Regions from separate parts of the Homo sapiens genome. Here regions 1 and 3 are each linked to region 2. A link is a contact called in ENCODE Hi-C or POLR2A ChIA-PET data. All regions are on one chromosome and are shown on one strand. The core of a region is the stretch at or near the end of the contact, and the rest is flanking DNA. Distances in the headings are between cores, read along the strand shown.

What was found. A loop is a pair of places that touch in the nucleus more often than their neighbours do. ChIA-PET counts read pairs that join two places held with the same protein, here RNA polymerase II (POLR2A). Pooled maps may share reads with other maps.
Region 1: a pooled map shows a loop between it and region 2 (3-fold over the local background). The contact joins the enhancer-like site here to the promoter of TCAIM in region 2. A Hi-C loop is called at or near these places in 1 of 37 single-sample maps with no recorded cell type and 2 of 50 pooled maps. POLR2A ChIA-PET finds 5 or more read pairs at or near these places in 2 of 52 experiments (MCF 10A and PC-9).
Region 3: a loop to region 2 is called in a map of endothelial cell of umbilical vein, with 12 times the contacts of the local background. The contact joins the enhancer-like site here to the promoter of TCAIM in region 2. A Hi-C loop is called at or near these places in 1 of 168 maps with a recorded cell type or tissue (endothelial cell of umbilical vein) and 4 of 50 pooled maps. POLR2A ChIA-PET finds 5 or more read pairs at or near these places in 1 of 52 experiments (activated T-cell).

What each region holds. Positions count from the first base shown.
Region 1 is chr3:44,952,870-44,957,184 of GRCh38, forward strand. All of the region lies in intron 2 of ZDHHC3 (zDHHC palmitoyltransferase 3), which reads right to left. Among named protein-coding and RNA genes, the nearest start is that of ZDHHC3, 21 kb to the right of the region's middle. Within about 2 kb of position 2,229, at least 9 of the 41 ENCODE cell types and tissues checked have a DNase peak (open chromatin) inside an H3K27ac peak, as active enhancers do; they include PC-9, where a contact is called at or near this core.
Region 2 is chr3:44,336,045-44,340,786 of GRCh38, forward strand. It overlaps TCAIM (T cell activation inhibitor, mitochondrial), which reads left to right and starts at 2,722. Exons shown (of 11, transcript NM_173826.4): 1 at 2,722-2,790. It overlaps LOC105377055 (a long non-coding RNA gene), which reads right to left and starts at 2,074. Exons shown (of 4, transcript XR_940782.4): 1 at 1,661-2,074. It also overlaps a transcript of TOPAZ1 not described here. RefSeq lists enhancers at 1,735-2,388, 2,073-2,242 and a silencer at 2,383-2,772.
Region 3 is chr3:44,882,308-44,886,969 of GRCh38, forward strand. It overlaps TGM4 (transglutaminase 4), which reads left to right. Exons shown (of 14, transcript NM_003241.4): 2 at 3,018-3,191. Among named protein-coding and RNA genes, the nearest start is that of TGM4, 10 kb to the left of the region's middle. RefSeq lists enhancers at 1,587-2,264, 3,290-3,584. Within about 2 kb of position 1,709, at least 5 of the 41 ENCODE cell types and tissues checked have a DNase peak (open chromatin) inside an H3K27ac peak, as active enhancers do; they include endothelial cell of umbilical vein, where a contact is called at or near this core.

The DNA of each region.
Region 1 (4,315 bases), core at 979-3,478, 620 kb after region 2:
TAGTATGGAACACGTCATTTAATTACACACCATCTCTCCTACATCACAAGACATTCCTGGAGGACAAGACAACATCTGTCAACTTGTAGCTCAGCAAACTGCTTAGGGCCTGGCACGAAGAATGTATTCAATAACTCAAGCTGAATAATGATACATTTATTGAGCACTTACAGGCCAGGCATAGTTCCAAATGCTTTGTGACAAAACTGTATGTGTTAGTTACTTCTGACAACAAACCTATGAGGTAGAGATTGTGGTATTCCCCATTTTAAACATGAGGTAACAAAGGCAGGGAAGTCAAGCATCTTCCCAAGGTAACACAGCTAATAAGTGGCAGAAGTAGGGTTCTGACCCAGACAATCCAAGTCTAGAACCTATGTCACTATCAGAAGACAAACATATCATTACCAGGTATTTCTGTTAAGTGACTTGGAAAAAACTTTATTTTAATTGCCTGATGTCACAACATCATTCTACCACCACCAACTACCTCAGCACACTAGTATTAAGATTGAAACAGGCCTAGGATACTAAGGCTGTTTCAATAAGTATCTAGGATAATATGATAATATAAAAAGAAACAATGGAAAGTAGTGGAGACAGGTTCTAAAGAAATGCCAATAATTTCAAGGACTCAACATTCCATCCATTTCAAGCAACAAGAATGAAAACCTGCTTAAATTGTTTCAGGGCCATGGGATCAAAGCCCGTGCACACCCACCAGTCTGGGTAGAAACTCCAACAGCTCTCCCAGGAGCATGGTAACCAACCCCAGGCCTGCATCACTGGCCATGTGTCTCCTCCACAGAAAAGTAAAAGGTAGCTAGTTGGTCCCCAAATGGGCTGCTTTCCTCCCTCTGAAGCCAGAAAGCTTTTCCTGTTGGGATTTATAAGTTGCTCGGGGGCAGGGGTGAGAAGTTGCCTGGCATGAGGGAGAATGCAGCACGATACTCCAATGGACCCTCAGGCAAGTCCCCTAACCTGATGCAGTGAATGTGCCAATACTTCTGGGCAAGATGCACAAGGCGCTTCTCTGGCTGCATCCAGCACCTGGCCTGCTGTTCCTCTTCTATGTTCCCACAGGTCCAACATCATGCTGCCATGCTACCCTTCCAGGAAATACTTGCCACCTGGGCTCTGAACACAGCACATGCTCTGTAAGGCTGTTGAAAGAGACTCCAGAAGGGAATACCAATTGCATGTTTGAAGTGAGCCCCAATATTTCCACTCAATGACTTTTGGCAGCTGAAATGAAAATCAGTGGCCGGTAGTGGTCTGAGATAGTCATGGAGGTCTGTTTACAGCAAGGTGTTCACAGAGTGGGATTCAAGAGGGGTCGGGGTGGGGGAGCAGGTAGACAGACGAATTTTCTTTTCCTTAACAATGTGGTTAAATTGACTATAAATCCAGTCATGCACATCATGATGTTTCAGTCAATGACAAGTCCCTCAAGATTATAATACTATGTTTTTACTGTACCATTTCTATGTTTAGATATACAAATATTATCGTGTTACAGTTGCCCACAGTCAGTATTCAGTACAGTAACACGTTGCATGGGTTTGTAGCCTAGGAACAAGAGGCTATTCAATACGGCGTAGGTGTGCAGTAGGCTGTACCATCTAGGTTTGTGTAAGTACAGTCTATGATGTTTGCACAATGGTCAAATTGCCTAACAACACATTTCTCAGAACTTATCCCCATCAAGTGACACATGACTGTATATTCCTCCTTTTCTCAAGTCTCAGATTTGAAATAATTTATGAAGTTAATAAACGATAAGATCCAAAAAAGGAGGGGCAAAAATATACTGATCATAAGGGTTTATACAATTACTGTCATTGTGTAACACTTGGCTTTGAGCTTCCTGGCAGCCAGGACAAAAAGAAACAATCTACATCTGTCACGTTTAAGCATCTTCTGGGAGACAGACATTGTCTCAGAAATAAAGAAGCCCCTCAGGATTCCTGAGGGAGCTCAGAGAATGAGGAATTTGGAAAAGAAAAGGTGGTGAAACCAAGAAATGAGGAAAAGAGAGAGAAGGGTAGTAAGATAAGGGTTTCTGAGTCCAGTTTGTCTTCAAGAGGCTGCCTCCTCAGGACACATGGAGCCATTCTAGACTTATAAACGTCTAAAGTGTTTCCAGAACACAGAAAGCCCCTATAATGACATTACACAACCTCAGAGTGGGCAAGGAGAAGGCGTCAGGAGACCAAACATGAGCCTGACTTGTGCTCCTGCCCACACCCATGCTGCCTCCAGGCCAGCCTGCCTGTCAAGTGAGGCACCTGCCCTGCTCCTCTGTCCATTTGTCCTCCTCCCTCTGTTTAGAGACCTGTCCCTTTTGCCCTATTTCTCAAACGGCTGTCTCACTTCCAAGGGGGCTGTTTACAAATCTGTGAGTCATTTCCCACTTCCCTTTTCTTTTCAAGCTCTATGTGGACCTATCTACTGCTACATTGGAGTAAATCACTGAAAAATGGTCCAGAAGGCTATAGTGGTTGCAATTGTTCAGATATTACACTTGGAATAATTATTCCAAAGCTGAAAGTGGTAAAGTAACTGCTTGAGGGAGACCACAAGGTTTTTATATATATATATATATATGTATATATATATATTTTAAACTAGTAATGATAACAAACCAAAGTGATACACAATGCATACATTGCTTATAACCTTTGGATATAAACTGTTCTGAAAAAGTATGTGCAACATGAATTCTTGAGATATAAAACATAATCCCATTAGGGAACTCCTTAGAACCCTGCAGTGACCACTTTCTAAAAAAAGACGACTGCAATATTAATAAGGAACCCCTAACTTACCTGCTTATCACCTGGGCTTCCAACTCTGCTCCTTGGAATCCCAGGGTGCCCCAGCAGTGCCTTAGGAGCTCCCGCTTCTGCAGCCCCACCTCTCTGTTTTGCATACTGGGTTTTGCATGAGATATCATGTGCTGGGGATGGGCAGAGGCAGGTGGTAGCATGAAGACCCTAAAATAGGGCACATCTATAGAACATGCTCTCAGTTGCTTCCCTTACTAATGGTAGATATTTGACAAATTCTTCATTTTTGGGGCCAGTTATCTTTGGGGCTACCAGCAAAATACACCTCTGGGAAGCTAACTGTTGTTTAGGATACAGTCTGTGCCTCTCACTGCTTTGGGATTGGAAGCTGGCAACACACCACAGTGAGAATCATGCTGTTCTGCATCCACTGCAAGGGCCAGCTGGCCAAGGTCCCTGGAGAGGCTGTACGCTTCAATGCAGTGGGTAAAGAACCCATGTATGTGAGGGCAGTGGGAATGCCAGGGCAGAAGGCTCCCCTCTCACTGCCCAACATCCAGTTCCCTGTTTTCACATGCCTTACAGAAACCAATGACCTCCACACACACTCTCTCCAACCCTGATCCTCCATCAGCTCCAGACTGACTATCTACTGCCCACCTAGCATCTCTCCTTGCACATAATATAGTGGCAGTCTGACTAGAACATAAGCCTTGATTTCTCCTCCAAAATCAATAATGGGCACCAGTGCTCCCCAGGCTGCTCTAGCTAAGACTCTGGAAGGTATACTCTCCAATCTCTCTCCATTCTGTCAGTTCTGAACTGCATTCTCAGGCCTGGCCTGAGAGGTAAATGTGAGGGAAACGTGGGAGCTCTAAAGCATTCGAATACCCAGGGCCCTGCCCCCAGACCAATTATAGTAGTCTCTGGGGGTGAGGCCCAGCCATCAGTACTTTTAAACAGCTCTCCAAGAGATGGTACAGGCAGGATTGAAAACTAATAGCTTAAAACAGACTCCAAATCCAACAGCTTCTCTCTGGTTTCACTGCTCTCACTTTGGTCCGAGCCACACCATGTCTTGCCCGGACCACTGCAATACCTCTAGTCCCCCTGCTTCTACTTGTAACACCTTGAACCTCCATTGCAAGCACAATGCAAATCAGATCACACCCTGTCTCTCTGAAGGCTGCCGGCTGCACTTAGAATAAAATCCAAAGTTCTCATGAGGCCTACCAGGCCCTGCACAATCTGGCCTCTGAGGCCCTCTTCACCTCTTCCAACCACTCTTACCCCCACCTACCATGTTTTGATCACCCTGGTCCTAGTCCTGTTTCTCAGATGTGCTGAGCATGTTTCTGTCTCTGGGCCTTTGAATCTACTCTTTTCTCTACCCTTGGATCTTCGTCTGCCTGGCTTGTAGCTTCATGCCATTCAGGTCAGCTCAAAAGGCACCACCTCAGAGATGACTTCTTAGACCACCTTGATCTAAAGTAGTCCCCCTTTGCCCCAGAAAGTCAACAGCACAT
Region 2 (4,742 bases), core at 1,472-3,971:
AGGAGATACTTTGTACCCACAATTAGCAAGTTTGTTGAATACTAATACTGTATTTTGGTCTGGAACAGCCTGGTTAGGACTACAGATTAGTAAGTCATCCACATACTGAAGTAGATTGCTATCTGGGAGAAGCTGCAGGGGCTCTTTTGGTGAAGTGTTAATACAGCTAGAAGGTGGGGCCTTAGCTGTAAATTAGCTTGTAATTTTGTAAATCACAACCTAATAGAACAGGGCTAAAAAGGAGTAAAGGAATAGCCTTTCATTTTACAAGGGAATGGCTGTGTGAAACAGCCTCATTGGGGTTTTCCATCAATATCCATGAGGAAAATGGAGGACTGGCACATTGGGCCATAGTAAATGTTTATAAAGCTGAATAACTGTCCCGTGTATCTATGAGTAACATTATCTGTTGTTCAGCCACAATCAGATTTGCCCTGGGATCATCCACAGAGATGGAAAAGACAGGGCCGTGGATGGCTTCAAGGCCCCATCTAGAGGATGGATGACTGACATTTCAGAGGCTTGATCATAATCCAGGAATAGAATTAGAGGTGTTTGCCCTTGCTCTCGCCCTCACCCTCACCCTCGTTCTGCAGGATCCCCTTGTCAGGTAGGTTGGTGAGACTGTGGCTGTCATAGCCTAGAAGGAAGAGGTGGCCCCCCCTTCATGAGGGAGGGACACTCATTCTTCCAATTTGCAGTGAGGACAGGGTCCCAGGGATGGCTTGCAACCTGGAGGTTTGGGACATTCTCAACTTCAGTGTCCTTAAAGGCTGCTTTTAATAAAGTACAAAAGGGAGTTTGTGGGCCTTGCTCTAATTTTTGGAGTTTTTGTCTGATGTCTGGGGAAGCCTGACTTATAAAATGTATGGCCAGAAGGGATTGGCCCTCAGGGCTTTCAGGATCTAAATCTGTATATTTATGCATGGCCTCCATTAGTCTAGCTTGGAAAAGGGAAGGGTCCTTGGTCCTGAGTGATCTCTCATAATTTAGAAAAATTAACAGGTTTTATTTCATTCCTTCCAACAAACATGTTATAATCTTCTCTTCCCCTGTCTCTGTTTGGGCTGGCATTGGCAGCGTGGTATTGCCAATTGGGTTCTGTGTTGGGGACAGCTTCTGCCCTGGCTCTATTATTAGGATTGCCAACATGAGTTTCGTCTGCCCAAACTCGAGCTAAAGACCGTGATTTTTTCTTCGTGGGAACAGCAAATAGTTAATACCACAAATGTGTCTTGCCAGGTTAAATCAAAGGCAATAAAGCCCGAAATTCTTGAATGAACTTAGAGGGATCCTGGCTAAATGAACCCAACTTGGATTGAATTTGCCAAAGTTCAGACAATGGAAAAGGGACATGAACTCAAATTGTTCCCAAATCTCCGTTTGCCACCTTGTGGAGAGGCATAACACTTGGGGGATTTTCTGAGGACTTTGTACTAGTGGCATATGTAACTCCTGTGCAAGTATGTGAGGGTAATAAAGTATCTGGATGGTAGGGGACAGGGGTTGATTGGGGCATGGAGCAGATGGCAAGGGGTGCACAATGAGTTTTGACATGCGTGCATTACGGAGATGCATAGAAATTCTAGTTACTTTTAAATTTGGAGGGAAGAAGTCTGGTACCAGATGCTGGCTTTAGGTAACAGGGAAGTCTAGTTACCTCTAAATTCCTCAGGTAAGGAGTTTCTGCCTAAGGATGGTCGGCTTCATGGCCACCAGGTGATCTTTGCTTTCAATTCTATTGGCTTGATTTCATCTGTGGCAGTTTCTGGGGGGAATCAAAATTATAGGAACAAAATAAAACTAACAGTAAAACTTTCATGCTGACTGGGGAATGCTTAACGTTTAAAAATAGGTGCTGAAGGGTCCAAAGCAAACAACACAAGCCGGAAAAGAAATGTTTAAAAGTTAGCTATATTTATACAAGGAAAACCAAAAGAAATACTTAAATGAGACTTTTAAAATTCGAGGCTCTCCACTGAGACTTGTTCCCTGGCGCCAGCTCCGGGAGTTCCGCAGAGCCTCGCCCCCTGCCAGGGCGCCCGGGGCGAAGGACCGCACGGCGCATGCGCGCCTCCTCCAGCAGTCCCTTTCCCCTTCTTCCCCAAGATCCAGCGCGTGCTCGGTTGCCCTTCTCCGTTCCTTGCAGGCCCTTGGGTCAGGACCCACCACCTGCCGGACCATCATTTTCCGAGTCCCTCCGGCCTAGTCGGAGTGCTCGCTCGCGCCTCCTAAAGCTCTCAGCCGAGCGCGCCGAGACCCCTCAGGGCGGCCGGTAAGAAGGCGGAGGGGCGGGGGCTCAAAGCGCGCGGCGAAGGTGCAGCAGTTACCAGGGTGCTGACGTCAGCTAGAGGCAGGGCACCGCGGAAGGTTGAATCCACGCCCTGGCTGTGCGCAGGCGCCGTAGGGGGAAGGCCTGGCACGCTCCAGCCAACCAGGGCGTCACCTGCAGCTCGTCCCCCTGCCCGGGCTTGCCTCGAGCGCCCTGCCGCCGCCGGAGCGGGGAGGGTGTTGGGGGCAGGTGGAGCCGGGAGGGCCCAGCTGAGAATTCAGGGTTGGGGGCTCAGAGGGCACTGCGGCTAGGAGCCCGTCAAAGCCTGTCGCCCACCGGGGCGAGGGCAGGTGGGAGCGCCTGGCCGTGCGTCGCGCGCTGGTTGGCCAGCTGACGCCCCAGTGCGCATGCGCGTCCGAACAGCCCTGCGGGCGGAGCGACTGTCCTCCCTTCTGGTGTACTGGGTGGGAGGTGGAACTAGTCGGACAAAGCCCTCGCGTCGGACCCTTGCCAGAACTGTAAGGAGCAAGAGGGGAGGGGCTCCGGTGGTGCATTCATGCTCCTCTAGGGGGGAAGCGGGGTCGGAGGGGAGTGCTCAGAGCCACCTTAGCGCAAAGTGCTAACTTTTGAATTGAGGCAGTGCCAGGGGACGCAGTATCCGCATCGCATCTACATTTTAACTCGCTGTGAAATGAGAACGCAAAGACGATTTAGGTTTTATTGTTTCCGACTTATATTTTTCCGAGGTCTTTGATTTACGGGAAATTGTTACGTACTAAATCTCATATAGCGAGATTTAGAAAAGGAAGCTACAGAATCTAGGCTAATGTATCTAATAGCATTTCCTGCTTTTGCTCTTTTTCTTTGCCTTTTTCCCCTACTCTAAGAAGTTCATATTCAACTGAAAAGCCATGAAAATTACCGCTTTTGTCCCTCCTTGATATAACAAACTGCTTTCAGAAACCGTACAAGATAGTCACTAAGGGAAGTCACAGTTCAAATGAGAGTGGCATGATATTAATTTTGTTAAAATAAATTACTTTCAAATAAAAGTTGTGCCAAATGGTCAAAGCTCAATCCTGAGAGCTCTATTTGGCACACACTCGGTGTTAGTTGAAAGTAAGCAAAACAAAACCGTTTTTCGTGTACTCTTCCATAATTTGGATTTTTCACTGATTTAGGTATCTTTCCACCAAATTTGGTTTGAAACTGCACAGATTTAATGCCTCACTTAGAACAGATTTTAGGTAAAATTAGAAATTTTCACTTTATGAAACAGAAACTAATATCACTGTTAAGTAGATTAAAGTAGTCATTTACAATGGTTTGTAAATAAATTTTATCCTTCCCGGTCCTCTGCCCTCTTCCAGGAAAGGCACCATTTCCTTAGAGAAGACCTTCCTGAGCTCTCCCCGCCCCATTCCAAGTGTTGCGTCTGGGAGTTTCTCATATTCTGTGCATGTTTGTATTATTGCATTTACTGCGTTGTTTTATACTTATCTGCTTGTGTCTGTTTTTACACTCCCCCCTCCCTCTAAAAGTCTTTTGAGTATTAGAATTGTCTTAATAATTTTCTAGTCCCAATGCTTTACGCAGGACCTGGCCCATAAGTGGTGATGAATGGGTGAGTTAAAGACTCGGTATGCCTCCCAAGTGTGATAAGACAGTGCAACCTCTTCAGTTATTTTATAGCATTTTCCAAGTGGAAGTATAGTGGGCTAAGTGCAGTATGGACAGGAACCACCTATGTAAGAATTTATCTGAAGACGAGAAGCCTGCGGTTGATGTGGATGTCCCAGACTTTTGGAGCTAGTGTCTGAATGAGAGCACCCAACTCTACTCTGAAGCAATGTGTCTTCAGTCAGCTGATAGTAATTTGATTTTCTGTGTAGCTAGTCCTGAAAGAGGAAGAACATTAGATCTGAATCTTCTAGTTGTCTTAGCAGTTATAATCTCAAAGTAAATTTACAGATTGACATTCCAGTTATCAGGCCTTCTAATTTAGCTTCCCCAAGGCCCACGTATTTCTGTCTTGAAGTGATAAAATTGGGTTCTGTTCTTACAAGGTTGAAGACTAACCCAAGATCTGGGCGTTGTGAAGCGGCAGGCAGCCATGCCTGCCAACCTGCTGGACATTGTCTCTACTTAGAATTTTGGTTTTTTTAATCTGAAAAGTACATAAACCATACAGGAAACAAAGAACTAATTCAAGCAAAAACTTGAAATCCTCCTTTGATTTTTAGCATAAATTGGGTAGCTAAAGATCCAAGTTTGTATTAAATAATTATTTTTAAAGAATTAAAGCTTAAACATTAACAGATGCCCCAGAATCCTCTTTGGTGATAGAATCAGGATTCCCTAATACAGTGGTTCTCAAACCTGAGTGTGCATCAGAATCCCTGACAGTGTGTTAAAACAGATTCCTCCATCCCACCCAGATTCTGATTCTGCAGGACTCGGATGGGACCTG
Region 3 (4,662 bases), core at 459-2,958, 550 kb after region 2:
CAGTGCTCAGGTCACAGAGCAGTGCCCAGGAGAGGGTGAGGGAGGAGGCTCCAGTACTGGCCATCTGTTATGTGCTGTATGTTGGTTTCTTAGGGCATTCAAATGACCACAAATGAGGCTGCTTAAAACAACAGCAATTTATTATTCTCTCGTTCTGGAAGATAGACATCCAAAATCAAAATGTCCGCAGGGTCCTGCTCTTGCAGAAGCCTCCAGTGGAGAATCTTCCCTTGTCTTTCTTGGTTTCTGGTGGCTCCAGGTGTTCTGTGGCTTGCAGCTGTGTAACTCCAGTCTCTGCCTCCATCTTCACATGACCCTCCCCTTGCCTTTCCATGTCTCTTATAAGGACACTTATTCTTGGATTTAGGTCCTACCTGGATAATCCAGGATAATATAATCACAAGATCCTTAATCACACCTGAAAATCCCCTATTTCTATAAGGTCACATTCATAGGCTCCAGGTGGAGATATCTTCTGTGGGACCACCATTCAACCCACTATATGCCCATCTGCCTAACATTAATGATGGCCTGCATTTTGTCGAGTGCCTACTGTGTGCCAGGCATGTGCCAGGCACTCAATGTGCACACTAGCCACCAAGGGAGGGACTATGTTTACCATTCCAGGGAGATAAGGTCTTAAGAAGCTTCCACAGAGATGACTGCATTTAGGATTTGGATTTCTTAACTGCTCTTTCCTGCTTCCTGGTACCAAAACCTATACCTTTACCCCTTGGGAACCCAGGTCACCCACCTGCCCAGTCCATGGGGGAGCAGGAATAAGTCAGAACATGGGAGGGACTGTTAAAGCCCTTTTCCAGCTGTGATTGCTTTGCGATTGGCTCTGGGTCCCACAGCAGGAGCTCTGCTGTCCAGGGAAATGAAGAAGCCTTTCAGGATTGCAGCTCCTGACAGCATGCTATGGTTTGAATATGTCTCCCCCTAAAATTCAGGGGTTGCCAATGTGGTGATACTAAGAGGTGGGGCCTTTAAGAGTTGATTAGGTGATAAGGGCTTCTTCCCTGTGAATGAGATGAGGTGCCCCTCTAAAGGGACCTGAAGGAGGGAGTTGGTCCTCTCTCGCCCTCTGCCTTCTGCTATGTTACAATGCAGCAAGAGGCCCTCACCAGATGCTAGTGCCTTGATCTTGGACTTCCCAGCCTCCAGAACTGTGAGAAATAAATTTCTATTCTTTCTAAATGACCCAGTCTCAGGTATTCCATAACAGTGGCACAAATGGGCTAAGATGCTCCAGCTAGCCATCGGCCCACCCCAAGGTTTCAGCCCAAGAAGGGGAAGCACCTGGGAAGGTAGGTCTGTCTGCCAGGTGGGCCTCCCTGCTGGAGGCAGCAGGTTCCCAGGCCCTGTGCGCAGTGTGAAGGGAAGGCCACTTGCTGGGACTTGCCTTCCTGGAGAACACTTGTCCAGACCCCAATCCCAAAGCCACTCCAGCAAGAATGAGCTGTGCTGTCTCCAAACACATCACTGGCCGCATCCCCAAGGTAGGCATCTGATGTGGGCGTGACCACTCCACCTATTTTGTAGTCATGAAAGCCCAGTTTCCATGGCTGGCCTCCTTGATCTCTGCAGAGGATGGGTTTCCTCTGTGGGTGAGCCCTCAGGAGCAGAGGAAGGTCCCTGCATCTCACCTCACTTTACCTCACAGGCCACAGCGGGGCTTCCTAATCTAGGGGTTCTCCATATGTGCCTCCCTGGGCCAGCAGCACAGCGTCATCAAGGAAGCTGCTGGAGAGGCAAATTCTCAGCCACACCCCAGATGTGCTGAATCAGAAACTCAGGGTGGGTCTGGCAGTCTGTGTTTTACCATGCCCTCTGCACACTCGAATTGCCTGGAAAGCTTTGAAAACATAGAGGCTCAGCCCCACTCAGAACAATTGTATCAGAATCGCTGGGGGAGAACATAAGTAGTTTTACAACCCCCAGGTGGTTTCAGCATGCAGCCAAAACACATTTCCCTTCATGACTCATGAGCCTGGGAATGGTTTGAATTTTAGATAAAGGGGAGGGGTTTGGGTCTCAAGCTGAGGTAATACGAAATGTCATTATAACAGACACATGGTGAGAAATACATGTGCTACAGAAAAGGGTGTATTATGCATGTGGAGATTATTTCTTTTACTGAATGTACTTTTCACTTTAGCATTGAAGAAAAAAATCCCCTGTTTTTTTTGGGGGGGATGGAGTCTCACTCTGTCACCCATTCTGGAGTGCAGTGGCTTGATCTCGGCTCCTGATCTCAGGTGATGCGCCGCCCCCACAGCCTCCCAAAGTGCTGGGATTAGAGGCGTGAACCACTGCACCTGGCCTTAAAAATCCCATTTATAATGCAAGTAGTCTTGGCCTCAGATCATGGGAGCTCCTTGGTGCTTCCTCCTCAATTTGGATAAAAAGGCTTCACCCCAGCCACTTTGCACCCCACCCTTCTCTTCAGGATGTGAACTCTCACCTCAGGATGGTGTCTGACTTGAAGCTGATGGGAGTCTGGGCTGAACAGGAAGGGGAGCAATCCCAGGGCTCATCTGTTCCCTCCTCAGTTTGCCCGCTCCCCTCTTTCCCTTCAGCTTTTGTGTTGATTGACGGAGAACACCCTGGCACCAGGTTTGTTCCTGAGGCCATGTCTGCAGAGAGGGGGAGTTGGGGTGGGAAACTTGCCTAACAGCCACTCACAGACTCACCCTGTTTGAAACTCAGTTTCCTCACCTGTAAGATGGGCGTGCACTTACCTATTTTGCGGGGTTACATGACTAAGCACTTGAGTCCACTGCTCTCAGCTCATCCCCATGTAATCCCACAAGGTAGGTATGTGCACACCAGTCTTACAGGTGAAGAAACTGAGTCTCAGACAGATTCATAACCAGCTGGAGGTGGAGCAGGGATGCCCGACTCTAAAGCCCAGCTCCACCTCAATGCACTCTCAGATTTTGAACCCAGAAAGAGGTGATCAGGGAATAAACATTCTCTGTGCTCTCTTTCCACATGTGCTGCGTTGCTGACAGAGCTGCAAGTTCTCCACATTGACTTCTTGAATCAGGACAACGCCGTTTCTCACCACACATGGGAGTTCCAAACGAGCAGTCCTGTGTTCCGGCGAGGACAGGTGTTTCACCTGCGGCTGGTGCTGAACCAGCCCCTACAATCCTACCACCAACTGAAACTGGAATTCAGCACAGGTGAAGCCTCGGGGCCCTACTCATGGGGCTTTGGGGAGGGATCACAAGTGTCTGTGGATGCTGGAGTGGCCCTTTCTGGTCAGTCTGAGCCAGGAGTGCCTTACCCTCCCTGATCCCCAGTTTCTCCATCTGTAATGTGGGAATAATAGCGGGTGTGAAGAGAATAGAATGGGAAGCTCAGTCAGGACCTGGCACATAGTGAGGCTCTGATTCCTTGGCTAAGCAGGGGAGGGGCCAGAGCAGAGAGAGGAGGTGACTCAGCGGGCATCTGCCGTGGTGGGGTCTGGAACATTTTGTAGAGATGAATCATAGGACTGAGGTATGCTGATGCCATAGCGGGGTGGGCTGGAGGCAAGCCAATAATAATGATTAAAATATCATATTTTGGTTGCAAAGATAATAGGAAATGGCTCATGCATTTGTTATAGCTAGGTAAATATATGTGCATAAGTACAACTAGGGGAAGAGAGAAAATGTATTAGATTTTGTGACAGGTGGTGGGATAATGGAGGAGGGTCTTACTTCTTTAATGTTGTTTTTAAGTTTTAAAAATAGATCAAGTAAGCTGGGCATGGCAGCTCATGCCTGTAATCCCAGCATTTTGGGAGGCCGAGGCAGGCAGATCACCTGAGGTCAGGAGTTCGAGATCAACCTGGCCAACATGGTGAAACCCTGTCTCTACTAAAAATACAAAAATTAGCTGGGCATAGTGGCAGGTGCCTGTAATCCCAGCTATTCGGGAGGCTGAGGTAGAATTGCTTGAACCTGGGAGGTGGAGGTTGCAGGGAGGCAAGATAGTGTCATTGCACTTCATCCTGGCGACAAGAGTGAAACTCCGTCTCAAAAAAAAATTAGATCAGGTAGATCTACTTTACAAGATGGCATACAATAGCACTTCCTGGGAGAGCGCTCCTTTTGCTCCTTCTCTGAGTGAACAACAGGCTTAGGGTCTCCTCCAACGTGCTGGTGGAGATCAGTCAGAACAGCCTCCATTCCCTTCATCCAAGATGAAATAAGCACCTACTGTGTGCCATGCCATGAGCTACCTGCTCAACGCATGGACTGGGACCGTGCTGTTGCTGACTTCAGTGACTTTATAGTACCCCTGGGTCCATGTGCATTCCCTCACCCAAAATTTCCTGAGTACTTGCCACATGCCAGGTGTTGCACTGAGCACTCTCCATGTATGACATAGTGTGAATCACTCACTCAACAAATATTTGTTGAGTACCTACTCTGTGCCAGGGAACCCAGAGGTAAAGCAGTTCCTGCCTCCTAGACTTGACTGTACTAGCAGAGAGAGCAGTAAACAAACAAAAGTGCAAGATAATTTCAGACAGGGCCAGATATGATGAAGAAACCAAAAACAAGAGGCTCCTCCAGCAAGACAGAAAGCAGCAGGTCAGGGCGGGGCTGACTCTGTCGGTGCTGACTCTGTCAGGGTTGGAAGGGCTTCCCTGGGAAGTGACCC